6 separate regions of the Homo sapiens genome follow, and all the other regions are linked to region 2. The links are chromatin loops, found by intact Hi-C in ENCODE. Cell type or tissue: PC-3. All regions are shown on one strand. Each heading gives the region's core, and the rest is flanking DNA. Links, peaks and the distances in the headings are about the cores only. Region 1 overlaps VCL (vinculin). Region 2 has its middle 18 kb from the start of C10orf55. Region 3 overlaps VCL (vinculin). Region 4 overlaps CAMK2G (calcium/calmodulin dependent protein kinase II gamma). Region 5 overlaps VCL (vinculin). Region 6 overlaps VCL (vinculin).

Region 1 (4,000 bases), core at 1-4,000, 95 kb before region 2:
TCTTCACACAGCTACTATAACCTTCATTTATTCCTTTCCTATGTGGTCTTTTAGAAAAAAGGAGCCAGGCCTGGAAAGGAGAAGCTGCCCAGTAGAGAAGAATCAGACAGCCCAAACAAAGAGAAGAGCACAGGCAAAGAAGGTTCAGTCAGATATGCGAGTACAAGGAGGCCAGGACTAGAAAGACACGCTGGTGTGGCTTCAGCAGAGGAAATGAGGCTAGAAAGGAAAGTTCAGTTAGTTCAGGACTTTGTATGCTAAGTGAAGGCAGAGAGGATTATGTTACCTTGACCTGCCCATTTATTCAAAGATTGTCATCCTCTGTTCTAGATCTTTACAATTTAGTGTTCTATCACCAAAATAACAAGTCGAGAACTTCCAAAGAACCACTTTGTAAAGATCTACAGAAGCAGAAAGGTATGTCCTATTTGAGAACAACTGGCAAAGCCTGTCTAGGAGAACCAAAGACAAATCTTTAATTTTTAAGCCATTAACCCATTGATGACAGAAAATGCATTTTCCTGTACTCTCCTGTCACCATCAAAACAGAAAATTTCCATAGCACCCATCTTTTCCAAATAAAAATAGAGTAGAACAGTCAGCCGTGGTGGCTTACGCCTGTAATCCCAGGCGTAAGTGGGTAGATCACAAGGTCAGGAGGTGGGTAGATCACAAGGTCAGGAGATGGAGACCATCGTGGCTAACACGGTGAAACCCCGTCTCGACTAAAAATACAAAAAATTAGCCGGGCGTGGTGGCGGGCGCCTGTAGTCCCAGCTACTCGGGAGGCTGAGGCAGGAGAATGGCGCGAACCCGGGAGGCAGAGCTTGCAGTGAGCCAAGATCGGGCCACTGCACTCCAGCCTGGGTGACAGAGCGAGACTCCATCTCAAAAGAAAAAAAAAAAAGAAAAAGAAAAAAAGTAGAACAAACAAGAAAGGGATTAATTCACAAAATGTCTTTTGTTAACTAACAGGAATCTTCATAGCTGGTGGGAAAATGTTATTCTTCGAGGTCAACTTAGTATGGAGAAATATGATTCCCAATGTAGACTACAACTTTGCAAACAGGTCAGTAAGAATCAACAAATGCTTCTTTTTTACTTTTTTTTTTTTAAGATGGGGTCTTGCTATATTGCCCAGGCTGGACTCAAACTGCTGGGGTCAAGGAATCCTCCCACCTCAGCCTCCCAAGTAGCTGGGAATACGGGTGCATGCCACCACATCTGTCTGATGCCTCATTTTTTTTATGCCTTAAAATAGATCTTATTCCTTCTGAAAAAAGTCCTATGGATTAAAGGGTTAAAAAAAAACAGAGTGGCTGGGCACGGTGGCTCACGCCTGTAATCCAGCACTTTGGGAGGCCAAGGCGGGTGGATCACCTGAGATCAGAAGTTTGAGACCAGACTGGCCAACATGGTGAAACCCTGTCTCTACTAAATATATAAAAATTGGCCGGGCGTGATGGTGGGCGCCTGTAATCCCAGCTACTCGGGAGGGTGAGACAGGAGAATCACTTGAACCTGGGAGGCAGAGGTTGCAGTGAGCCGAGATCGTGCCATGGCACTCCAGCCTGGGCGACAAAAGCAAAACTCCGTCTAAAAAAAACAAAAAACAAAAACAAAAACAGAGAAAAGAACAAACAGATCTTAGTTATAGTCTAATTAGCTTTCTCTGGGTCAGTATTTAAAAACAACCCTTTTGGAGTAATCTAACTTTATAATAAATATAGTCATGTCTCTTGGTATCTATGGAGAATTGGTTCCATGACCCCCTTCAAATACCAAAACCCACAGATGCTTGTCTCTTATATAAAACAGCATAGTATTTGAATATAACTTACACACATCCTCCCACATACTTTAAATTATCTCTGGATTATTTATAATACCTAATATAATATAAATGCTATGTACATAGTTGTTATACTGTATTGTTTAGGGAATAAAGACAAGGAAAAAATCTGTACATGTTCAACACAGATGCAACTATCCTTGTTTTCTGAATATTTTCAATCCGCAGTTGGCTAAATGCAGAAGTGTGGAACCCACAGATACAGAGAGCCAACTGTACGTGTTATCCCTTCCTAACTTTATTCCATTGCCGAGAGAAACTCAGACTTGTTATTTCTATTCACTGACAAAATTATTTCTCTTTTATTTTCTTCTTCAGAGAATAGCTTTTAACTCTTGGGGCTAGATTCCATTCAATTCAATAAACAAGCAGTAAGTGCCAACTATGTGTCCACTAGGTGGTGGGAAGAGAATGAGATAAGAAATAAAACATCTTTAGATATAAACTGAAATAATGGTAGTGAATGAATAAGAGGCCTGGGGGCATTTTTAGGGGGCTTGGCAGGGAGCTCTGTTTCTTTTGAAGAGCTCTTACTTTGTTCAGTAGTTAATTTAAATATCCTTTGTTCAATATGTGACTTTAGTTCAAAATTCTATGTGAGAGGCCTTTTGTCTTCTGCTGTTGTTATTATTACTCCTTTCATCACAATCTACTCGATTTGGTTTGGTAATGTAGAGAGATTTGGTTTCTTTCCAGCAAAAAAAAAAAAAGAAAGAAAAAAAAGGTTGGCTGGTTCAAGTCACTACCTAGACTAAAAAATATGTTAATGTAGATGTCTCCCTTAGCTAGACTAAGTACAAGAAAACAGAAAGACAAAACAAAGCTGAGAAGACTTGTGTTACTTATTTGTACAATGTAAGTCGTAACTAAAGAACATTACATTAAAAATGTGGTAGGAAGATGTTCTTAATGTATTTAGACAATAGGTTGTGACCAACTGATTGTGACCAGACTTAAGAATGTGTACCCATTTGCCTGTACTTACTGTGGCTCAAATCAATGTCATGGCATAACAGTTAGCCTGATCAATCCATTATACTGAACAACCATTCTGATTGCAGCTGTGCCCAGTACCAGGCCTCAGTCATACAAGGATAATAATAATGTAAGTGACCCATCATCAGCAATGCTTTTGATTGTTTTTCTGGGGTGGTGATGAACTTGTGATCCATCCACCCCTCACTGATATCCTTTGTACATCATTCACAGATGGCCAGCCAGAGTTCAGTGTTTAAGAGGCCACATCCAGAAAAACTAAAACTCTCTAATCTACTCTGATTTCCAACTTATTCATTTAATCAAGCACTTAATGAGTACTTCCCATGTGGGAGGCACTGTGTCTGTCACTGTGTGATGGGGATACAAAAGTGAGACTCAGTCCTTGTTGTTCGTTGACAAATGCTTAAACAAATAAGGCAATGCAGTGTAATGCATGCTCTAGTAGAGTTACAACCAAGTTTCTGCTCTGCGTAGGTGAGGTACAGGAAGTTTCACAGAGGAAGAGAAACTCTAGGAAGGCAGAATAAGAGTTCTCCAGAAGTAATGGAATTCAAGGTAAAAAGGAGGGCTTTCTAGTTAATAGGGCAAGATATGGGAAAGCATGGCCAGCTCAGGAAACATAGCTGGAAAATGGGGTACTGGGTAGAGAGGAGATGTGGAGAGGACAGGAAATTGGAAAAGCAGAAAGGGGCCACATCATGGAGGGCCTTGTATGCAATGCAATAGACTTATCCTCTAAGCAATGGGGAATTATTTAATTATTCTAAGTAAAAGACATTGTTAGGTCTGCATTTCAAACAGAAAAATTCAGCAGCAAGAATGGATCAGAGCGAAGAAAACTCGGAAGACAAGTTCATTTGTGAATTCATTTATTCAATCAACAAATATTACTTACATAACATGCAATGTACCAAGCATTACAGACAGTGATGAAGAAAACACACATGGCCCCAGATCTCATGGAGCTTACAGTCTTAGTGAAAGATAAACTACAGATTAACTGTAGCAGAAGCAGCAGCAGTGTGAATGGAGATGAGAGGGCAGGTGTAAAAAAGGCAGCCACATGACACTCCATGTGGAGGGTGAGACAGAAATCTAGGATGGCTCCCAGCCCCTGGCTCAAGTGACTGGGTCAATTGGTAACATAGG
Region 2 (5,391 bases), core at 729-4,728:
CTAACCCATTTATGGAAAGTAGTGTTTGGGGCCAGTGTGGTGGCTCACACCTGTAATCCCAGCACTTTGGGAGGCTGAGGCAGGGAGATCTCCTGAGGTCAGGAATTCGAGACCAGCCTGGCCAACATGGTGAAACCCCATCTCTACTAAAAGTACAAAAATTAGCCAGGCATGGTGGCACACACCTGTAATCCCAGCTACTTTGGCAGGCTGAGGCAGGAGAATTGCTTGAACCCGGGAGATGGAGGTTGCAGTGAGTTGAGATTGGACCACCACACTCCAGCCTGGGTGACAGAATGAGACTCAGTCTAAAAAATAAAATAAAATAAAAGTAGTTAGTTTGGGTTTATATGTCTAAGCTGTCCTCCAAAATATCCATTTTGATTGCTGTATTACTCAGGATAGTGATGGTTTGTGGGAGGAGGGAGGGTTGTGATTTGAACAGTGCACACAGAAGGTTTTCTGGGGAGGCTGGAAAATTTTTTTATTTTTTTCTTCTTTGAGACAGGATCTCACTCCAGTTGCCCAAGCTGGAGTGCAATGGCACAATCTCGGCTCACCACGGCCTCAACCTCCCGAGCTCAGATGATTCTCCTACCTCAGCCTCCTGAGTAGCTGGGACTACAGGTGCACACCACCACGCTTGGCTAGTTTTTTATATTTTTAGTAGAGATGGGGTTTCGCCATGTTTCCCAGGCTGGTCTCAAACTCCTGGACTCAAGTGATCCACCTGCCTCGGCTTCCCAAAGTGCTGGGATTAGAGCCATGAGCCACCACGCCTGGCCTTATTTCTTAATCTGGGTGGTTTTACCTTATAATAATAAATTAAGCTATACATTTGATTTGTGTGGTTTTCTTTTCTATGCCATGTTTTACAATAAAAGATTAAAATATATGTCCCTCAGTTACCTTTCATTTTCCACTGCTCTTCAGTTTGCAAGACTAAAATTCATTTTTCTTTTTGAGACAGAGTCTTGCTGTGTTGCCCAGGCTGGAGTGCAGTGGTGCGATCTCGGCTCACTGCAACCTCTGACTCCCGGGTTCAAGTGATTCTCCTGCCTCAGCCTCCCAAGTACCTGGGATTACAGGCGCGCACCACCACACCCGCCTAATTTTTGTATTTTTAGTAGAGATGGGGTTTCACCATGTTGGTCAGGCTGGTCTTGAACACCTGACCTCGTGAACCACCTACCTCAGCCTCCCAAAGTGCTAGGATTACAGGCGTGAGCCACTGCGCCCGGTCCTAAAATTCATTTTTCAAAACAATCTAGTTTCTCCCCGAGTCAAAGCAAACCTGATTCCCAGACATAGACTGCTCTGAAAATGGGCTTTTTCAATTACTACAAATCGGATATTCCCCTTTATTGTCCACCAGTAAAACTGACCACCCTCTGGTGGCTGAATCCACAGCCATGGCAAGGGTCTGGGCAGTCAACCTGTCAGGCCAATGCCGGGCCTGAGAGTGGAGGAGGGTAGGACTCAGGGACCTCTGAACCTGCTTCGTGAGCCTAAGGGCTTAGCTTGGCCACGGTTCCCTATTAATAGGCTCTGGGTCATGTACAAAACAAGAGAAAGATGACAGAATCTGGGAAGGCTGCTACCACTAGCGACCTAAGGACTCAAAACTTCACACACAAATATGAAGAACCATATATAAAGAAGTGGCTATGGCTGGGAGTGGTGGCTCACACCTATAATCCCAGCACTTTGGGAGGCTGAGGTGGGTAAATCACTTGAGCCCAGGAGTTCAGGACCAGCCTGGGCAACATGGTGAAACTCCACCTCTGCTAAAAGTAGCAAATATTAGCCAGGCGTGGTGGCACACACCTGTAATCCCAGCTACTCGGGAGGCTGAGGTGGGAGGATCACCTGTGCCCAGGAGGCGGAGGTTGAAGTGAGCCGAGATGGTACCACGGCACTCCAGACTGGGTGACAGAGGAAGACCCTGTCTCAAAAAAGAATTTAAAAAAAAGTGGTCATATATAAAAAGCTGCTTTTTCCAGTTTAAAGTTTCCATTTGCAATACATTGGATGAGAATGGGTGAAGGGGCGCCAGCAAGCTGTGGTGGCATAAACTGCTTGACTCACAGTGACTAAAACCTCTGTCTATTTGAAGTGAGCCTTTGCCAGACCCAAAAGGCTCTATTTTCCAAATCACCTGATACCACCTTTGGTCAAGGCACTAGCCATGGCAGCTGCACTAAGCCACAGGCTCCCATAAGCTATTTTTATCTCAAATACTCACTAGGACCCACTGGGTAACCAGTATGCTCAGGGAAAGGTTTGGGGCCCTGAATCCTACCTTCCACCCCAGAGGGATAAAGACCATGAGGACGGTGAGGAAGCATTTTTATTAAATGGTTGATTGAGGCTCCTGTATGCCCTCAGAACAAGGCTTTTCAGTAAAAGCAGGTCAGAGAATTTGACTTCGGCCAGGAGGTCTTAGCAAGAAATCCTGCTCCCTCTTTCTGAATCAGAGTTCATGACCCCAACCAGCTGCACGGAGGAGGATGGCTGCCCTGCTCAGAGAGGCCAGGCCCTTTATGGTCACCACGTGGAGCCGGGAAGGAGAAGAGAAGAAATAGGGTCATGAATTCCCACCCAGCAATCGGACATTTCCCTCCCTGGGCTCAGCAGTCTTGCCCTCAGACCTGGACTTGCCCCCTTCCTCAGCAGCACTTTCAGAACAATCCCTTAGCCCACAGCGTGGCAATAAACAACCGTGCGGTAAACAGAGCTTGTCTTCTTTGAGTCCCCTTGAGCCCAACGTCTTCGTGCTGCCCACCAGGCCACCCCCACGCAGTGTCTCCTACTCCAGCCAGAGCTCGGGGCACCGCCCCATCCCGGGTCGCCTTTCACCGCCAGCCCAGCAGGGGCCGCCAGAGCGATGCAGATGAAGCCAGAACCGCGCCCGGGCCGCGGAAGGAAGACTCCCACGGGCCGCCCTCGGTTCTTGACGCTCAGTCCAAGTGCCCAGTGGGGACAGGCGCTCTCAGGCTCCGGTTTGGAGCTCTCCTTACCCTTCTCAGAGGTGAAGACTGAGCCAGACTCCTTCCGTTTTATTTTTATTTTGTATTTTTTGTAGAGACAAAGTCTCACTTTGTTGCCCAGGCTGGTCTCAAACTCCTGGGCTCAAGCAATCTTCCCGCGTCGGCCTCCCAAAGTGCTGGGATTACAGGCGTGAGCCACCGCACCTGGCCCCGTTTTATTATTTTAAAAAATGTTGGCCGGGCGCAGTGGCTCACGCCTGTAATCCCAGCACTTTGGGAGGCCGAGGCGGGCGGATCACGAGGTCAGAAGATCGAGACCATCCTGGCTAACATGGTGAAACCTCGTATCTACTAAAAAATACAAAGAAAATTAGCCGGGCGTGGTGGCGAGCACCTGTAGTTCCAGCTACTCGGGAGGCTGAGGCAGGAGAATGGCGTGAACCCAGAAGGCGGAGCTTGCAGTGAGCCCAGATCTAGCCACTGCACTCCAGCCTGGGCGACAGAGCAAGACTCTGTCTCAAAAAAAAAAAAAATGTTTATTACTTCCCTTTCAAAGCTCTAGATATAGATAGATACAGATTTTTAATGCCAAAACAAAGTTACTGAAAGTGTGGTATATCTCAAATGTGTATACTTAGCAAGTCAAAGCTGTGACCCCCACACCCAAATAAATAAATAAATGAGTAAAAGAAAGCCAGGCATGGTGGCTCACGCCTATAATCTCAGCACTTGGGGAGGCTGAGGCAGGAGGATCACTTGAGTTCGGGGGTTCGAGACCAACCTGGGCAACAAAATGAGACACCATCTCCACAAAAAATACAAAAATTAGCTGGGCATGGTGGCGCATGCCTGTAGTCTCAGCTACTTGGGAGGCTGAGGTGGGAGGATCACTTCAGCCCAGTAGGTCCAGGCTGCAGTGAGTGGTGATGACCCACTGCACTCCAGCCTGGGTGACAAAGCCAGGCCCTATCTCAAAAAAAGAAAAAATGCCCAAAGCTGTATTTTGTATTTTTTGTAGAGAGAAAGTCTCACTTTGTTGCCTAGGCTGGTCTCGAACTCCTGGGCTTAAGCGATCTTCCTGCGTCCGCCTCCCAAATTGCTGGGATTACAGGCGTGAGCCACCGCGCCTGGCCCCGTTTTATTATTTTATTATTTTTTTTATTTATTATTATTTTTAAAAATGTTGGCCGGGTGTGGTGGCACACACACACACACACACACACACACACACACGCAGAGAGAGAGAGAGAGTTGACGAAAAGAGTCAAACTGTGTAAAATATTTGAAGAGATTTATTCTGAGCCAAATATGGGTGACCATAGCTTGTGATACAGCCCTCAGGAGACCCTGAGAACATGTGCCCAAGGTGGTAGGGGCACAGCTTGGTTTTATACATTTTAGGGAGGCATGAGACATCAGTCAACACATTTAAGATGTACATTGGTTAGATCCAGAAAGGGGGGACAACTCAAAATGGGGAATGGGGTACAGAGCCTTCAAGATTATAGGTAGATTAAAAAATTTTCTAGGCCGGGTGCAGTGGCTCATGCCTGTAATCCCAGCACTTCGGTAGGCTGAGGTGGGCAGATCATCTGAGGTCAGGAGTTTGAGACCAGCCTGGCCAACATGGCAAAACCCTGTCTCTACTAAAAAATACAAAAATTAGCCGGGCGTAGTGGCAGGCACCTGTAATCCTAGCTACTCAGGAGGCTGAGGCAGGAGAATCATTTGAAGCTGGGAGGCGGAGGTTGCAGTGAGCCAAGATTGCACCACTGCATTCCAGCCTGCACTCAAGACTCCATCTCAAACAAACAAACAAAATTCTCATTGGCAATGGTTAAAAGAGTTATCACTAGAATGAAATATCTAGGTTATGATAAGAGGTTATGGAGACCAAAGTTTTATCATGCAAATGAAGCCTCCAGATAGCAGGCTTCAGGAGAGAATAGATTGTAAAGGTTATTTATCAGACTTAAGGTCTATGTTGTTGTTAATGCTGGTCAGCTTTTCCTGAATTCCAAAAGGCAGGAGGGCATTATGAGGCAGGTCCAACCCCCACTTCCCCTCATGGCCTGAAAACAGTTGTTCAGGTTAACTTTGGAGTGGCCTGGCCAAGAGGAGGGAGTCTCTTCAGATGGTGGGGGTAGCCTTAGATTTTTATTTTTGGTTTACAACAAACACACACACAGAGTCCCATACACACATATGTGTATATATACATATATAATGCAACATAACAGAGCAATTCACAAGCCATATGAAGATAATGAGTTTACAGCACACCATAGGGCTGGTAATGGTAGCAAGTTTAGGATGCATGTCTTCACCTGATCCCGCACAGTGAGGCTGAATGTAGCTCTGACAGGTGTGTGACCCCACACATTTAAGGTCTGTATCTGAG
Region 3 (4,000 bases), core at 1-4,000, 140 kb before region 2:
GATACTTGGAACTGTATCTATTTGGAGATACTAAGTAGCTTGTGGTAAGAATATGGATGATGAAAACAGACTCTAACAATTTAATAGTATTTAGCACCTCCAACCTACTTTAGGTTTTTCACATTCATTCAAATATTAATCTAAAACAGAATAAATATTAGATTAGAAAATCAATAAAGCCTAGTTCAATAACCTATTTGGGTCTTATCTTTATACAGTCAACTTTCCAATTCTCATTGGCATCATGATTTAATCTGCTTAATTAAGAACTCTGTTGACATAAATGGAAGTCTGCTCAATGGGAACTGGAAGAGAAGAACTTTCATTCAAAATAATTACCTTTTGGATTCAGGGAAGGGGAGAACCAAAAATTTTGCAAAGAATGCCCAGCTCAGTATGACTTACTCCTCCGTGATTAGAGGTGATCGAATCTATTCCCTTCATCCTTGTAAGGCCTACTACTTGCTTCAGTTACTCAGAACTATCAGATAATGGGGTATGCCCCATAATGTTACAGTAGTTCTCTCAGATGATGAGATTATGGGAAAATTTCTTTCTTTCATTTGCTTGGTTTTTAGCTTCTCGTTGTATTGATCAGAAAAGCAGAACTAGAGGGTTACCTGGGGAGGCACTAGGGTCACGGAGCCAACCTTTGGCCTGGTTCAGTTTGGAGTCTATGGAGGCCAATGCTCTCTTCATGGCTTCAGTGTCCTTTTGGGAAGAAATCCCACCATTATTTTCTTTGCAAAAGTTGAGATACCATGATAGAACGTAAGACAGAGAAGAAGTTACAGCATTAACATACATAGCTAAGGTAGTCAGTCCTACGAAGGCCTTAAAAATATTGTCACCACACCACAATTCTCATTTCTGTCAAAATGCAGCATCTTGCATGCAAATATTCAGTTAATTCTACTCTGTTGCTAAACAGAGTGGAATTGGGTTCCCTATTGCTAAAACTGTGAAAACTGGTAAAATTGCTCAAGCCAGAATATGTTTAATGTCTTCAGCAGGAAAAAGCCCTGTTGTCACATGCCTCATTGTCAGCCTTTCCACTAGTCAACATTCATCTACTGCAGCCTTGCCAAAGCCCTTCCCACCTCAGGGAAGCCTCGTTAGTATGTGGTGCCACAAATCACAGTTCTTTTACATCTTGTTTTGAAATGCACACACTGGATGATATTTCACTATATTCAATTAACCTGAAAAACTTGGAATTACTGGTTGGAAGAAACAATTGAAAATGTTAATCTAGCAGTTTAATTTTAATTCTACAAATAAACCCCTCAAAGTAATATAATTTAGAAGTGTTTTCTGACCTTCCCTGCTATTCCTCCTTCTTAGTTCCCTTACTATCCCTCACCTGGAAGAAGATGCAGGATAGAATAAATGGGTCTCAGCTTATTTTTTACAACCAGGATTCACGAGGACTATCAGGAAACTAGCATAAAATCTCCCAGGATACACCAGGAGAAGCTGAAACAACAGACTAATCACTTTAAATGTATTTAAGTATTTCCGTAAATTTTTTTAAACACATAAAAACACAGAGAACAATATAACACCAGCCATCTCTTAAGTCTCTATTTAGCATCTTCAAAGACCATCTATCCTCCTTTTTGCTGTAGGAAACTGACTCTTACAGAGTTAAGCCATCAAAGCACAAAGTTAACCTCTAAAATTCTAGGCAATGTCCTAGCTTCCTTCAGTTTCCAATCCTGCACAACTGGGGTTCTTAAAGGTGTTGCACCACTAGTTTTCCACACGGGGGCACCAGGAGCATCCCCACTTCCAATTCAAAAAAAGATACAGCACTATCACAAATAAGCATTGGCAGCACCCATAGTTAGGCTCAAGGTCCACAACTGTTCCAAAGCCCCCTATTCAAAAGACAGATCTCTCAACTGTCGGAATCCCTCCTTCCCCTTCTAAACAGACACAGATGATTCTCCTGTTGAATCCTTGGCTATCTAAGGCTCTAAATAGCAAATTCTCAGCTATAGCAATGAAAAAGAAGTGAACTAAATTACCAAAAAAATTGAAAACAAAATATTTTTATTATCAAGTTATATGTAACCATGGTAGCTGTCAATAAAAGGCAGAATCATAAGAGGATCTATTTCAAAATCCACTTGTAATTAGAAGAAGATATGTGGTATTTTTAAGTGCTTTGATTCTCAAATGGTTTGAATATCAGCAAATCTCTCCTATCATGTCTTAAATTAATTTGTGCAGAAAACGTTGCCTTCAAAATTAATGCAAAGGTCAACTTTAGCTTAATTCCAAATTAGCAAGGCCTGAATCAATAACTTTTTAAAAGACTTGAGGCCAGGCAACTCCTAACCTCAGAGAACTGGGTAGCCTTCAGGATCTAACACAAGTTATCTAGGCATAGGTTTTCTTTTAATCACAAACTCTTACTTAGGAAGTGTGTGGACATCCTGGAGAATAATTATGTCAATGTAAAAATATTTCACTTAAAACCTGTTAAACCATTTTCCTAACACACTTTTATTTTCAGTGAGAAAAGCAATAGGTATTTATTACATTTCAAAAATCTAAATTCAAAGGGAAACGAAGGTCAGAAATTTTTATGTCTACTCTAACATTAAAGGCTACTAGTTAGGAAACTAAATTCAACTGACATGCATTGAATTTAATATGCATTCCCTGCATGTTAGGTTCTGTTTTAGCTACTTTCCCCCTCCTTACCTCATTGAATCTCAAATTTAAATGTCATTTAAATAATACTACAAATTAAGAAACAGGAACTGACTCCTACAAACCTAATTTGATCTCAGGTTTGTTGACTCCAAACCTCATTGCTTATCAAATGAAACAAGATTTTTTTTTCTTTTACCAAGGAGAGTTGCTAAAGATTCTACTAATCTCCAACAATAGTCAGCAAATCTCTGCCTTGTCAGTTTTGACTTTGGTTAATACTGCAGAGAAAATAAGCTCCAGAAATCAAATTCATAATCTACACTAACAAAAATGACTGCTTTTATTCTCCAATGCCCAAAAATGATTTGAAACACAATGGAAAAAATAGTTTTTGTCTATTCAGCATCCTCAAAAATCATTTCTTTTTTTCTCCTTAATAAAGCTCTAATGGCCAGTACTGCAAGGAAAGAATGTAATTCTCAGGAAGTGAGTAATTTACTGCTCAGTGGGAGGTGTGACACCGTCAAGAAGTTAAAATTAAGAGATGTTCATTTTCCCCTAAAAGGAACCAATAGCCAATTTTGAATGAAGCTGCATTTAATAACTGCGACTTTCAATAAGTTACCAAAATTTTTAACAGCATTAATTTTAGACAATTTCAGAGATTTAAAACAATAACTGAAAGAGCCATCTTAAATTCTTTCTGGAAAACAGTAGGTTATAAGTAACCATTTTATGTTAGTCATATCTAGTAAAAACAAACATGTCTAAGGGAATTTTTTTCTCCTAAGACTTTCATATATATTTCTTTTGAAAGGCAATATTTATTATAGAATTGACAGAATTCTGTCATAAGCATGTAAGTATACAAACAATGAATATGACATAAACAAATTCACTGGACAACTAGGACAGAAGTCAATTTGGGGATATATTTATAAAGGGTGAAAATAATCGTAACCCTTGTGGTCAGCCATGCTTTGTACCACAAACCATTTTGCTAAACCTTGTCATGTAGGTCTGTATATTTCAGGTCAGTATAATTCAGATATGAAATAGAAGAGAGAAAAACTGCACCTTCATTTGAGTATTCTTCTCTGTAAAAGCTCAACTTTGGGAAAAAGAAAAGTCTCTACCAATTTCTTATCTGTTTTTGGTTTGTTTTTCAGGGGGTTTGTGGGTGTTGAAAGAGTGAAGTATAAAAAGACCAGGTCTAGTCATGTGGCTTTGGGGACAGCTGGCCTGAATCTATCTGGGTCCTCCCCCACCATGTTATGCTCCTTCTTAACATAAAATTCTTATGAATTCATGTTTTAAATGAAAAAAATACAGTGCC
Region 4 (5,391 bases), core at 806-4,805, 92 kb after region 2:
GGCATGATCCAGAGGTGCAGAAGACATGGTTTCTGTCCTGAGGGAGTGGAGAGTTCTGGGCTGATAATCCAACCATAGAGCCCCGGGAGCTTTCAGCCTCTGTCACCTTGTCCCTAGACCACCATGACCAGCCTTGCCGTGGGGCTCCTCCAACTTGAGGACCGTTCCCCGGCCACATGCCTCAGCCTCTGCCCTCCCTGGAATCCCTGGTGCCTCCCTCACCCACGCTCTCAGGCGCCTGTTCAGCCTGCCTTTCCCGCCTTGGCTCTTCCCCCAGCCTTGCTTTTCTCGAGGGTGATGTCCCTACAACCTGGTTTTGATCATCCTGCCTGCAGCTTATCTGGCTTATGTGGCAGCTCTGGCTGCTTCTGGAGAGTGGGGGAGTGCAGCTTCCTCACGAATTTCTCAACCTTGAGAGGCCAATGTTTGCTGATCAACTTCAGATGCTTCAGCCTCGGGAAGAATTCTCAAGTGGGGAGATGAATTCCAGTGCCAGCAGGGGAGGACGAGGCTCTGGGACGGAGGAGGCAGTGATGGCTCAGGGAGCCTGCGGGGAGGAGGGAGAGCTATAGGGAGGGGGCCCTGAGGGGGGGTGACTGTACCAGTGGGCTTGGCCTGGCTCTGCTGGGACACTTCGCACTTTTGCCATTTTTGGCCAGAAGGCGCTCCCTGCTAGCCCGGCTCTGTTCTAATTATACATCTCTGTGGAGACTCGCCTCTATAGCTCAGTCTTAAAGTTTCTGTGGCCCACTCTTGGGCTGTGTCCTATGGGGAGGCCCGAGTTTCAGCCCCCAGGGACCCAGTACGACCCCTTGGTTCTTGTGGCATCCCCAGCATCAGATTTTAGGAATAGTAAGTCCAGGCCACCCAGCCCCATACACTGGGATGCTCTGCAGATGTGCTTAATATACCAGATAGTGCCTGATGACGGGGGTCTATATTCTAGGCCAAGTTCCTCAGCCTTGGTGCTACTAACGTTTTAGGCCAGGTACTTCCTTGTTGTGAGGCCTCTCCTGTGCATTGTGGCAGACATTTAGAAGCATCCTTGGCCTCTGCCCACCAAATGCTGGGAGCACCCCTCCTCCAGTTGTGACAACCAGAAATTTCTCTAGGCATTGCCAAATGTCCCCTGCGGTGGGGGGGGGCGGGCGGCAAATTCATTCCCAGTTGAAAACCACTGCTCTAGACTGCCCCCGCTCCCTGTCAGGAGTTTGATGACAGGGATGGCAGGATGGTTTGCTATGTGGACAGTCTGATTTACGTGTGTGACTGTGGCTGGGCGCAGTGGCTCACGCCTGTAATCCCAACACTGAGAGGCCAAGGTGGGTGGATCACTTGAGCTCAGGAGTTCAAGACCAGCCTGGGCAACATGGTGAGACCTTGTCTCCACAAAAAAATACAAAAATTAGCTGGGCACGGTGGCTCATGCTTGTGGTCCCAGCTACTGGGGAGGCTGAAGTGGGAGGATTGCTTGAGCCCAGGAGGTCAAGGCTGCGGTGAGCTGTGTTCACGACATTGCACTCTAACCCAGGCAACAGAGTGAGACCCTGTCTCAAAAATAAAATAATAAAATAACTTTGGGTTTTTTTCTCTACGCAAAATCATCAGAAGTGCTCCTTAAATGCCCTGTTTGGAAGCTCTTAAGTACATTGTTTCTTAAAGGTATCTTTGTACTTGTTTTAGCTGCCTTACTGGATGCCAGACCTCAGGGCAGCTATTGGGTCTTGTCCATCTTCATTATCCTAGGCACTCAATAAACATTTAGGGAAATGAATGAGTGCACCCACCGCCAAAGTAGCTTAGGTTGTTTAGTTGGACTCTCCTTCCTAAGTTGCCAGCACAAGCTTCTTCTCCAAGAACAAAGTTACTGTATGGAGAAAGAGAAAGAAGGAAGGGATTGGATGCTCTCTTCTTCCTCAGGATTCTGGGCTGTCTCCTGATCTCTTGGAAATGAGTTGGTTGTGTTAGACCTTTCCAGTCAAAAGGGGGTGAGAGGAACCCGTTCTAGCGGTGATCCTAGAAAAACCATTGCATCTGCCTGGGCCTCGGTTTCCTCTTTCTTTAAATAGGTTGAACAAGATGATGTGCAGAGTCTAAGGTTCCAGTGGCCGTTAAGTGATTCTCTGTGAATCCGTGGCCCCTTGTCACATGCCTTAGTCTGCAGCATGTGGTTGTGGATGTGGATGAGGTGGTTTAACCCTGCGCTAACATTTCTTTTCCTTCTGCTTTTTTAGCCACTGTATACATCAGATTCTGGAGAGTGTTAACCACATCCACCAGCATGACATCGTCCACAGGGACCTGAAGGTACTACCCAGGCTCCCCTCCGTGCCTCTGCTCATGAAGTGTTGGCGCCACCTGGTGCCAGATAGTGGTACTGCGTAGGCCCAAACTAGGCTTCCTCTGGGCTGCAGGGTGGGTGCTCACAAGGTTCTCTGTGTTTCTTCTGCAGCCTGAGAACCTGCTGCTGGCGAGTAAATGCAAGGGTGCCGCCGTCAAGCTGGCTGATTTTGGCCTAGCCATCGAAGTACAGGGAGAGCAGCAGGCTTGGTTTGGTAAGGGTGATCCTGTCTTCCCGGAATGCAGCCCCCGCCCTTCCTCCTCTTCCTGATCTGCCTTCCTCTATTAGAACTAGAAGCCAGACCCTTAATGGTCCTGGCCTCCGAGATCTCTCTTGGCCGTACGCGACTCAGTACAGTAAGTCTAGCTGTTGTCAGCACTGCTTTCTTGCTGCCTGTGGGAAGGAGCTGGAGTTCCTGGTAGGCATACGGCTTTGCCGTCTGGTTCAGATTCCAGGCGCTACAAGAAGCCCAGCCTGTCAGCTCTTGCTGCCCATGTGCTGAGAGTTTATGTAGCAAAAGCAGCAGGAATAAGATGGGACTTGGGGGAAATGGCTGGTGTGGATTTAACGAGAGAGAAAGTGGGTTCAGTATGCCTCTGCCCTCTCTTTTGCTACAGGTTTTGCTGGCACCCCAGGTTACTTGTCCCCTGAGGTCTTGAGGAAAGATCCCTATGGAAAACCTGTGGATATCTGGGCCTGCGGTAAGCCCATTCCACGCTCTCAGCTTTTCGCTGTTAAGGGCCCTCAACTTCCGATGATGGCAAGAAAGAGGCATCGCTATTCCTTGCAGGTCACACACGTGCCTGGTGTATGTGAAATTATGGTGTTTGCCCCTGGGATGGCTGTTCCCATCACACCCTCCTCCCTGCGTACTTCTGGGATGACATTGTATCCTTCTTGGAGAGGGATTTGCCCACGCCTTAGAGGATGGGTTGTGCCTAAAGAAATCCCTGGTGTGACTTGGTGACGTGAAGTGTGAGGCATAGCAGGAGGGGCTGGTAGCATAGCATTATCGGCTGGCATCCACTTCTGACTCTGGTATGGCCCCTGCCTTTCTAGGTGGCTCTGAGCCCTGCATGGTTTTTCTTGGTTCCTCAGGGAAGTAGGCGACTGACCCCCATGACCTGTGTGTTCTGTCTCGTAGGGGTCATCCTGTATATCCTCCTGGTGGGCTATCCTCCCTTCTGGGATGAGGATCAGCACAAGCTGTATCAGCAGATCAAGGCTGGAGCCTATGATGTAAGGACCAGAGAGCCGGGCAGCCAGGCCAGGAAGGGCAGATGTCCTTGCTCCTCGGGCTCTGTCCAAGGGAGCAGGCTTGTTTAGTGTGTCACGTGATACGGGGGTGTCAGGGGACTTTGAGGACCCAGGAATGGGCATCCAGGGCCCAATTCTTGCCACTCTATGTCCCAGGGAGCAACTTTCTTTTGCACAGCCTTCTTCATAACTAAAATTGAGGAGTCCACTGAAGTCCTTTGATCTTTACTTGCAAAGAATGGAGCGGCCTCATTGGTGTGCTGTGTAACACAGGGACAAAAGGCCTGGAGACTCCCTCCACTGCAGTGGCACCTTGGACACATTGCTGAGCCTCTGTTCCCTCCTAAGTATAGAGCTGGGCTTAAACCAGAGAATGTTGGAGTCCCCTTCCCGCTCTAATCTGATGTTCTGGCATTCTAAACATGACTGTTCTGTCTGTCTTTCCAAGTCTTTAAGTTGACACAGGTTCTGGAATAGCCGCAGGGCTTCTCCAACTCTGCCAGTCACAGCTTTAGGTACCACAGAGTATCCCAATTACAGGAGTTGAGTTGAAGACAGAACCAGTGTTGCAGGGTATGAAGCTCACCAATACCACATTCTTCTCCCTATTCCTGCTCCTTAGTTCCCATCACCAGAATGGGACACGGTAACTCCTGAAGCCAAGAACTTGATCAACCAGATGCTGACCATAAACCCAGCAAAGCGCATCACGGCTGACCAGGCTCTCAAGCACCCGTGGGTCTGTGTAAGTGTCTTTGCTAGTGGCCAAGGAGCTCAGGGGTGTCAGCCTTCTGTGTGCCCTCGGCACCACCCCCTCCTTCTTACCAGCAGAGATTCATTCTGGGCCCCAAGCAATAACTGAGCAGGCGGGCAGAGGACTGTTGAGGGCCAGGGTCAATAAATGTCACCAGGGAGACTCGGGAGGCTGATGGGGCTGGTGGGCCACTGCTCCTCTCTCCCCCACTCATGGCTGTCAGGCTGGGATTGGTTCTGTTCTTGGATGAGGGCTCAGGTTGACCCTTGTGGACTCCAGGTAGCCGGTGATAGAAAGCAGCTGGCAAAACCCAAAGTGAATTCCCAAGCTGGGGTTCATACTCAGATCTCAACTCCACTGGAGTGGTGACCAAGATCCAACAAATCAACAGAAGGGGTTTCTGAGTCATTAAAAGCATAAAAGCTGAGGCATAAAGCTTCTGCGCTAAAGTCCTAGGAGAGTCCTCTAGGCTATCAGTGTGGGTTGACGTACTCTGTTTTTATACACAATTCTTTCAAGCTGAAATATCAACTTTCAGACAAAGAAGAGGATTTGGTAGAGTTAGGCATCTTGACAACCACGAGGCATTATTTATCTGTCCATTCTGTGTTTATTAAATACCTCTTTGGTGCTGGTTACCGTCTGGGTGCTGGAGATACAAAGATGAATGAGGCATGGTCCCTGCCCCAAAAGATCATCTAGGGAGACAGGCACTCAAACAGGCAGTCATGTTACAATGTGACAAGTAGGTACAAGAATCTAATGAGAGTACAGGAGCTCCTACTGTTCCTGGTGGGTGGTGGGGTTACTGAAGGCTGCACGGAGGAGGTGACACCCCTGTGCTTGTTCTTGGCAAATAACGAGGTCCTCAGAACGTTAACCTGCAGACAGAGTTTAGCACAGTGAGAGGTTATGGGAAACTATGGTGAGTTGAAGGAATGTTGAGTTGTTTGGTTGTCGATGAGGCTGCAAATATCAGAATGCAAGAGAATGGGGCAAAAGATTCCCTGACATACAAGTTTCTGCCTCAGGAGTTTGG
Region 5 (4,000 bases), core at 1-4,000, 160 kb before region 2:
CCTGGGTGAGAGTCTCAAAAAAAAAAGAAAGCACAGAGAAGTTGGTCCAGAAAAACTAACATACAACAAGCCTGCTGATAACTGCAGAGACTTGGATGGAAAAAGATTAATCTAGCATTCTCAAACTAAGTGTCTATAGTTTTTGCCCCCAGACTTTGTATGTGGTGGTTGTGGGGTACATATTCCCTCACGACCTTTCCTGAGTTAACCTCTCAGTGGAGGTGAGACATAGTGCCATGCATTGCTTACCAGGGTCGGAAATGTTTCCAGCCACAGCTTTTGCATCCATCACCATCGGGGAGATGGTTTTGCTCAATTCATCAGAGGCAGCTTTCACAGCCTCACGGAACTTGGGATCCTCGGAATTCTCCACCTCCCTCTTAGCCACCAGCAGGATCCGGTTGGCCCGACGAGCAATACTGGTTGCCCCAGCAACCAGCATCTGAGGCTGAATGTTGGCCATAGCTACCTTGCACTTGTCCAGGTCTTTTTTAATTGCTTCTTCTGAAGCATCCAACAGAGATTTGGTATCAATGGCTTCGTCCACCAGCCCTGTTAGGAAAACAGAAATGGAATTTAGTTTCAATTTAGAAGAACAGAAACTCCAAAACACTGTTATCCACTCAAACTTCTCATGAGAAAGTATAACATCCAGAATTCTCTTCTTCAGCTCAAACTCTTCCTACATAATCAAAAGCTTCCAGGTAAACACCACAGTTAAAAAAAACAGTGAGGACATAGCCCAAAAGCCCATCTGGATTTGCAGCATTTATACCAACCGTGGTTGCCAGCCTTCTTGTATCCACCCCAGACAACCAGAAATGCAACATCGGGAGGAAACAAGGAATATGTCTGAAACCATCACTGCATCACCACCACGTTATCTGTGAATAATATTTTCTCCCTGTCCCTCTCACTCCCCAGCCATCTGTTGCTTGTTGGCAGCTTGTAGTGCTCAAGATGAGCCATGCGGAGGATTCCAATAACCCTAACAGCCTATTTCTTATTCCTGTTACCTCTCTTCAGACACCTCAGGAGTTCCACTTTCATCTCGGGCTGCCATGGACCCCAGTCACAGCAGGTTCTGCAGGGACAGCAAAAAGCCTACATTCCTCATTCCTTCTTTCCTATCTCTCCCTTTACAGAGAATGAAGACGATTCAGAGGTGCCACTTCAATTGCACAGACACAGGTTTGCTGGTGGTTGGTTTCTCCTTTTTAAAAAAACTACGTAGTTGATAAGTTGGAGGAAACTTTGAGACAAGTTGTATTAAATGGTAGCTATTGTGGTTCCTTGAAATGTGAACCCACTGAAAATGACAGGGACACTTACTGTATCCACAAACACCGCCTCCCAGCCTCTGAAACCAAACTCGGGCTCGGACTGGGCAAAGACACTATTCAAAGAGAAGATAGGAGTGGTGACAATAAACATCACGCCAGGAGGGCAGCATTAAAATAAAAGAGACTCAAAGAGTCTCTCTTCTGACAAAGTTGCAAGGCTTGAATGAGAAGCCGCCACTGCTCAGCAGCCTTAAGCAGAGCCAAGTACACTGCTCAGCACGTGACCGGCCCTTTATCCAATTACAGCTGAGTAACAGAACCAGTCCCGCTCCAATTTCTCAGAACTCATTCTTCATGGATTAGACAACAAGATTTGTATAGAAAACTCTACCTGTCATTTTTTCAACATTATCGATCCACTGGTTCTTCATGGTCTCAAAATGTTCATAAGCAGCTTGATTTCCAGGGTTCCTAAGTAAGATACGAGCAGCCGAGACCACCTGACAATGACAAAACACCTTTAAACACCAGAGCACCCTTGCTCTCCAGATACAAACCTTCAGCCAAGCTTTCTCCTCTTTACCTACAGATGGCACTGTAAAGCCAGAAAGTGGCAAGTCTCTTTTCAGGCTGAATACATGAGGTTTGGTCTCAATAAACAGCTCCCCAGAATGGGCCCTTCACAGGAAGGTTTTACCATCACAGCCTGATTTTAAGAAGGTAATAAAGTGACAAAGTAAATGAGTGTCCACTTGATACTTCAGAAGAACATACACAAAACTGGCATATGTTTAAACACTTGATGTCAACTCTTCCATCTTAAAAATCACCATTAAGAAGGATACCGAAAAGTACTCAAAACTGATTTATGAATAATATGAAGAAAAAATCCTCACAACAACCCCATGAGACAGGACAGTTAATATCTCTACTTTAGAGATGCAAAAACCAAGTCTCAGAAAATTTAAGTGACTGCTCAAGAGGTCCTGGCCAGTCAGTTACAGCATTTGGGGAAAAAAGGATTAACATTTGCCACGTATCTGGTAAGATACAGGCTGTACATGCATATTCTTAATCCAAATAGAGTCCATTAGGAAGGAGTTAGCTCCATTTTACAGATGAGAGACTAAGCATCAAGAGCACAGAGGAGTCGGCCGGGTGCAGTGGCTCATACCCATAATCCCAGCACTTTGGGAGACCGAGGCGGGTGGATCACTTGAGGTCAGGAGTTTGAGACCAGCCTGGCCAATATGGTGAAACCCCATCTCTAATAAAAATACAAAAAACTAGCCGGGTATGGTGGTGGACGCCTGTAATCTTAGCTACTGGGGAGGCTGAGGCAAGAGAATCGCTTGAACCCCGGAGGCGGAGGTTGCAGTGAGCCAAGATCATGCCACTGCACTCCAGCCTGGGCAACAGAGCAAGACTCCGTCTCGGAAAAAAAAAAAAACTCACAGAGGTCTCAAGTCCAAATCTGTCTCCAGAGTCCTCATTTTATCTATAATTGGTGTTATAAGCCTAGATTCCTGTTCCTCCTTTTTAGGAATCTCAGTTTCATATTGAAATTGTATTTTATGTTCCATGTTTTATGGGAGCTTTTAAAGAGTGTTAGACATGTTTGTAGCTTATGAAAAATTGTGTAAAAGTTGGACAAGTTAAAAAGTTGGACAAGAGGATCTAATTTATTAACACGCCACACAGGCAAAAGTTTAATGATTCAGAGACATGTTTATTTCCCCCATATCTCCTCACAAGTTCACACATAAGCCAGTATCACAAATTTATAAAGCCTAGCATAGTTTCGAATGTATCATAGGCACTCAGTAAATGTCTGAATAAATAAATGAAAAAATAATGAATTTTCTATAATTTGAATAGAAGAAAAATTGCACAAACATCACACTAAATAATGTTGAGCTAATATTTTTAAGAAAACCTATCACATAGTAAACTTTTAATAACTGTACAGTTTGGTTTTTTTTCCCAATCTTCCTTTGCTCCCAAACTTACTAGCCATGCCTTGTTACACAATAAGTAGAAAAAAGAAAGTTATAGAAACAGATCAATTTAAAAAAAAAAAAAAAACTCTCACAAAGATGTGGAGAAAAGATATAAACTCCAAAATCAAAACAAAGTAGCCTCTTAAGATTATCCAAGCCGGCCGCAGTAGCTCATGCCTGTAATCTCAGCACTTTGGGAGGCCGAGGTGGGCGGATCATGAGGTCAGGAGTTCAAGACCAGCCTGGCCAACATGGAGAAACCCTGTCTCTACTAAAAAATAGAAAAATTAGCCGGGCATGGTGGCGGGTGCCTGTAATCCCAGCTACTCAGGAGGCAGAGTCAGGAGAACCACTTGAACCCAGGAAGTGGAGGCTGCAGTGAGCTGAGATTACACCATTGGACTCCAGCCTGGGTGACAAGAGCGAAACTCTGTCCCTCAAAAAAAAAAAAAAAAAAGATTATCCAAATATTTTCCTAGTTATGTGTGTATGTGGCAAGGGGATTGCTTTACTAATTTTTTCTACTTTCAAAACTAAGATCGAGACCATCCTGGCTAACAAGGTGAAACCCCGTCTCTACTAAAAATACAAAAAAAATTAGCCGGGCGCGGTGGCGGGCGCCTGTAGTCCCAGCTACTCGGGAGGCTGAGGCAGGAGAATGGCGTGAACCCGGGAAGCGGAGCTTGCAGTGAGCCGAGATTGCGCCACTGCAGTCCA
Region 6 (4,000 bases), core at 1-4,000, 120 kb before region 2:
AATATTTAATTAGATAATTTAAATCAATCAACTAGTACTTCTCTCTCCCTTTGAATCTTCAACCTAAATTGCTAGAAAAAAAATCTTATGCTATATATCAAATGGACCAATGACAGCCTTATGGGATCTCGAAATATGCTCACTCATGACCCTCTAATACATTCTTCCCAGAATTACCACCTACTCTAATTTGAGACAATTTAGGAGAAGACCTTGAGTATGAGTAATTATTTTGTAAGAAAAAAAGAGCACAAATTCCTCAGTTCCATGTGATTTCAATTATCACTAACCAAGAAGATTAAATGTATGCCAAAGAAGAGGAAAATCCATTTAGAGATTATAAAAAGACTACCACAAGTCTTTTTTCTTCTTTTTCTTTTTCTTTTTTTTTTTTTTTTTGAGACAGAGTCTCATTCTGTTGCCCAGGCTGGAGTGCAGTGGCGCGATCTCAGCTCACAGCAACCTCCGTTCCCTGGGCTCAAGCAATCCTCCTGCCTCAGCCTCCCAAGTAGCTGGAACTACAGGAATGCGCCACTATGCCCAGCTAATTTTTTTTGTATTTTGCGTAGAGATGAGGTTTCATCATATTGCCCAGGCTGGTCTCCAACTCCTGACCTCAAGTGATCCACCCACTTCGGTCTTCCAAAATGCTGGGATTACAGGTGTGAGCCACCACACTCTGCCTGCAAGTCCTTTTTAAGGGTTCTTTTAGACTATATCCAGAAAAAGTGAGTTACTAAATTTTTTTTCTAGACAGTGTCTCGCTCTGTTACCCAGGGTGGAGTGCAGTGGTACCATCACAGCTCACTGTAGCCTCAACCTCCCAGACTCAAGTCATCCTCCCACCTCAGCCTATCAAGTAACTGAGACCAAAGGCACATGCCACCATGCCCAGATAATTTTTTATTTTTTATATTTTTTGTAGAGACAGGGTCTCACTATGTTGCCCACACTGGTCTTGAACTCCTGGGCTCAAGTGATCCTCCCACCTCAGCCTCTTAAGTAGCTGAGACTATAGGTGCACATCACCATGCCCAGCTAATTTTTTATGTTTTGTACAGACAAGGTCTCCCTATGTTGTCCAGACTGGTCTTGAACTCCTGGGCTCAAGTGATCCTCCTGCCTTGCCTCACAAAGTGCCAGAATTACAGGCGTGAGCCACTGTGCCCAGCAGAGTCACTAATCTTAAATTCCTTTAAATTCTTTCATATATTTATTCATCTAATATATTGAGGAACTATTACATGCTATGATTCCTAGAAATGGGAATATTTTTTAAAAGTCCTTACCTAAGAGGAACCTTGGTAGGAGGAGACAAGTACAAATCAGTCTTTAGAAGTATGTCCAGCAGGCTGGACGCGGTGGCTCACACCTGTAATCCCAACACTTTGGGAGGCCAAGGCAGGCAGATCACAAGGTCAGGAATTCGAGACCAATCTGACCAACATGGTGAAACCCCATCTCTACTTAAAAAATACAAAAATTAGCCAAGCGTGGTGGCACATGCCTGTAATCCCAGCTACTCAGGAAGCTGAGACAGGAAAATTGCTTGAACCCAGGAGGTGGAGGTTGCAATGAGCCAAGATGGCACCACTGCACTACAGCCTTCGTGACAGGGCGAGACTCCGTCTCAAAAAAAAAAAAAGTATGGGTGCAAAAGCAGGAGGAGATTTTTTCTTTTCTTTTTTTTTTTTCTTTCGAAGTGGAGTCTTGCTCTGTCACCCAGGCTGGAGTGCAGTGGTGCGATCTCAGCCCACTGCAAACTCTGCCTCTCCCACACTCAAGTGATTCTCAAGCCTTAGCCTCCCAGTAGTTGGGATTATAGGCATGCGCCACCATGCCGAACTAGTTTTTGTATTTTTAATAGAGATGGGGTTTCACCATGTTGGCCAGACTGGTCTCGAACTCCCAACCTCAGGTGATCCCTAAGTGCTGGGATTACAGGTGTGAGCCACCGTGCCTGGCCTGGAGGAGTCATTTTTACCTAAGAGGTTAGGAATGTTGCGATGGAGAAGGTAACTACACTGCTCCTGCCTTGAGAAGTTCAGCACTACTTATAAAGATGATTCTCTTTGCAGCATCTCTTTGAGCTCTTTTTCCAGTAGATCTCTTTCTCTCTCTCTCTCACGCATACGCACGTGCACACGCACACACACACACACACCCTTTCTGTGAGAAATAACATGCACTTGCAATCGGTCTAGTTGGACTAGGGAGGGCAGTCTACCATCACAAAGTGCAGGTAGCTCACTCTAAAGCCAAACAATCTCAATCTACTTCTGTAAAAAGCAGTCATCCTATGTCAGCTCACTGGTTTAGTGGCCGTGGAAAGGAGAGCTTTAGACAAAATAATATAAAGGAAATGGTGTGATTAAGTCTATTTAGACATATGGTCCATAAATTAAAACTGGAAAGCACTTGAAAACATTCACGTTCAACTTTCACTCCCACCAAAAAAAAAAAAAAGTTGGGGAGGAGTGGAAGTAACTCATATCACATTCACTGTTTTAATAAAAACAAAAAAATTAAAACTGATCTTAGACAGTATAGCCTTTTAGGTTATAAATACTGTCAAAAAGATGCATTGTTTGCCTAAGAGTGAAGTACTATGGAACAGAACACTTGAAAATTTTATTTCATGGAGGTCGCAGTTCCTGGAGCACACCCAAGGAAACAGGTGTTTACATACCACGATCCCTGTATTAGAGAGAGAGAGCTTGTTGCAGAGCCCACAAACATATCTGATCAAACAAGGCTACGACGACACTTGGGAGATGGGAAGGAAACAGGTGGAGGGAAGGAAGTGAGAACATGAGAATCTGGTCAGTGAGGTTTTCTCCACCTGGCCACTGCACCCAGCACCTCCCTCACTGTCATCTCCAACCAGTCTGGCCCCAGTATAATTATGTGGCAGGCAAAATCAATTGTCAGGGCTATTCTTCCTCTTTTCTTAGCCCTTGTTGAGATCTTCCCTTCCCTTCCCATCCTGTCAGGGTCTTTCAGACATCAAGAAAGGCATAGATCACTTCCCAGTCTGAGAAGTCCATCATATTTAAAAATGAAGAAATGCCAAAACAGGTTCATAAAAATGGTGGTCTATTTAAGTGCTTACATTTAATATTTTAATTGCATGATCAACTTTTGTCTGGGCTGGAGTGCAGTGGCACGATCACGGCTCACCACAGCCTTGACCTCCTGGGCTCAAGTGATCCTCCTACCTTAGCCTCCCGAGTAACTGGGACTACAGGTGCATGCCACCATGCCCAGGTAATTTTTTGTATTTTTAATAGAGATGGGGTTTTGCCATGTTGCCCAGGCTGGTCTTGAACTCCTGGGCTCAAGCAATCTGGCCACCTCAGCCTCCCAAAGTGCTGGGATTACAACGTGAGCCACCACACCTGGCCATGAACAACATCTTTTAAAACTTCTTTTTTTCCTGTGACTACATACATGGCCTTATTTGAAGATAATATTAAAGTCCAGACCCTTCATAATATAAGGCCTGAGTGAGAAGACAGGGGTTTGGGGTACAGGCAGGCCCTCAAGCTCTCTCTGCCTTCCCGCATATTAAGAACCTACCTTCAGACAAAGATCTAAGTGAAAATGACTGCTAAGGCCCCCCAAATTATCCCTTCATTAGATATTTAAGATTTAAATTGTTAACCTAAGGAATGAACTCCAATATAAAATTTCAGGCATCAGCAACTGAGAGTTCAGCCATTCTAGTATGCTTCAAATAGGAAGTACTGCCTCTATCAATTCACTGGAATTTATATATACATATAATTTTTTTTTAAATAATAAAAATAGAGCCAGGGATGGTGACTCACACCTATAATCCCAGCGCTTTGGGAGGCTGAGGTGGGAGGATTGCTTGAGCCCAGGAGTTTGAGAACAGCCTAGACTACGTAGCGAGACCCTATCTCTACGAAAAATTTTAAAAAATTAGCCATGCATGATGGCATGTACCTGTAGCCCCAGCTATTCAGGAGGCTGAGGG

What was found. Hi-C counts contacts between places; a loop is a spot of excess contacts. Peaks named below come from ENCODE experiments on the same cell type or tissue, not always from the same donor. Only the 100,000 strongest peaks of a DNase experiment are listed, where the experiment ranks them.
Region 1: it touches region 2 in a loop (4-fold over the local background); 9 of 110 quality-filtered maps call a loop at or near these places.
Region 3: it touches region 2 in a loop (8-fold over the local background); 41 of 110 quality-filtered maps call a loop at or near these places.
Region 4: it touches region 2 in a loop (7-fold over the local background); 35 of 110 quality-filtered maps call a loop at or near these places.
Region 5: it touches region 2 in a loop (9-fold over the local background); 2 of 110 quality-filtered maps call a loop at or near these places.
Region 6: a loop joins it to region 2, with 6 times the contacts of the local background. A loop is called at or near these places in 9 of 110 quality-filtered maps.

What each region holds. Positions count from the first base shown.
Region 1 is chr10:74,033,819-74,037,818 of GRCh38, reverse strand. The region is part of intron 1 of VCL (vinculin); the gene reads right to left. It overlaps LOC124902455 (a long non-coding RNA gene), which reads right to left. Exons shown (of 2, transcript XR_007062197.1): 2 at 3,704-4,000. Among named protein-coding and RNA genes, the nearest start is that of VCL, 38 kb to the right of the region's middle. RefSeq lists an enhancer at 2,993-3,122. In PC-3, for the core only: a CTCF peak has its summit at 2,241 (motif pointing right); a DNase peak (open chromatin) is centred at 2,248.
Region 2 is chr10:73,938,263-73,943,653 of GRCh38, reverse strand. No RefSeq gene overlaps it. Among named protein-coding and RNA genes, the nearest start is that of C10orf55, 18 kb to the right of the region's middle. RefSeq lists an enhancer at 2,790-2,949. In PC-3, for the core only: CTCF peaks have their summits at 2,019 and 2,843 (motif pointing right); DNase peaks (open chromatin) are centred at 2,123 and 2,873; H3K4me3 peaks cover 694 bases; H3K27ac peaks cover 2,000 bases.
Region 3 is chr10:74,079,165-74,083,164 of GRCh38, reverse strand. VCL (vinculin) reads right to left here. Exons shown (of 22, transcript NM_014000.3): 7 at 621-711. Among named protein-coding and RNA genes, the nearest start is that of AP3M1, 70 kb to the left of the region's middle. In PC-3, for the core only: no CTCF peak of the experiment used is centred there; DNase peaks (open chromatin) are centred at 1,764 and 3,174; H3K4me3 peaks cover 1,111 bases; H3K27ac peaks cover 1,857 bases.
Region 4 is chr10:73,846,177-73,851,567 of GRCh38, reverse strand. It overlaps CAMK2G (calcium/calmodulin dependent protein kinase II gamma), which reads left to right. Exons shown (of 23, transcript NM_001367534.1): 6 at 2,235-2,307; 7 at 2,453-2,555; 8 at 2,959-3,042; 9 at 3,486-3,580; 10 at 4,221-4,343. Among named protein-coding and RNA genes, the nearest start is that of CAMK2G, 26 kb to the left of the region's middle. In PC-3, for the core only: a CTCF peak has its summit at 2,363 (motif pointing left); a DNase peak (open chromatin) is centred at 2,327.
Region 5 is chr10:74,101,603-74,105,602 of GRCh38, reverse strand. VCL (vinculin) reads right to left here. Exons shown (of 22, transcript NM_014000.3): 15 at 1,675-1,783; 16 at 250-552. Among named protein-coding and RNA genes, the nearest start is that of AP3M1, 47 kb to the left of the region's middle. In PC-3, for the core only: CTCF peaks have their summits at 1,661 and 1,869 (motif pointing right); a DNase peak (open chromatin) is centred at 1,882.
Region 6 is chr10:74,057,055-74,061,054 of GRCh38, reverse strand. All of the region lies in intron 2 of VCL (vinculin), which reads right to left. Among named protein-coding and RNA genes, the nearest start is that of VCL, 61 kb to the right of the region's middle. In PC-3, for the core only: a CTCF peak has its summit at 2,223; DNase peaks (open chromatin) are centred at 2,143, 2,774 and 3,776; H3K4me3 peaks cover 675 bases; H3K27ac peaks cover 1,808 bases.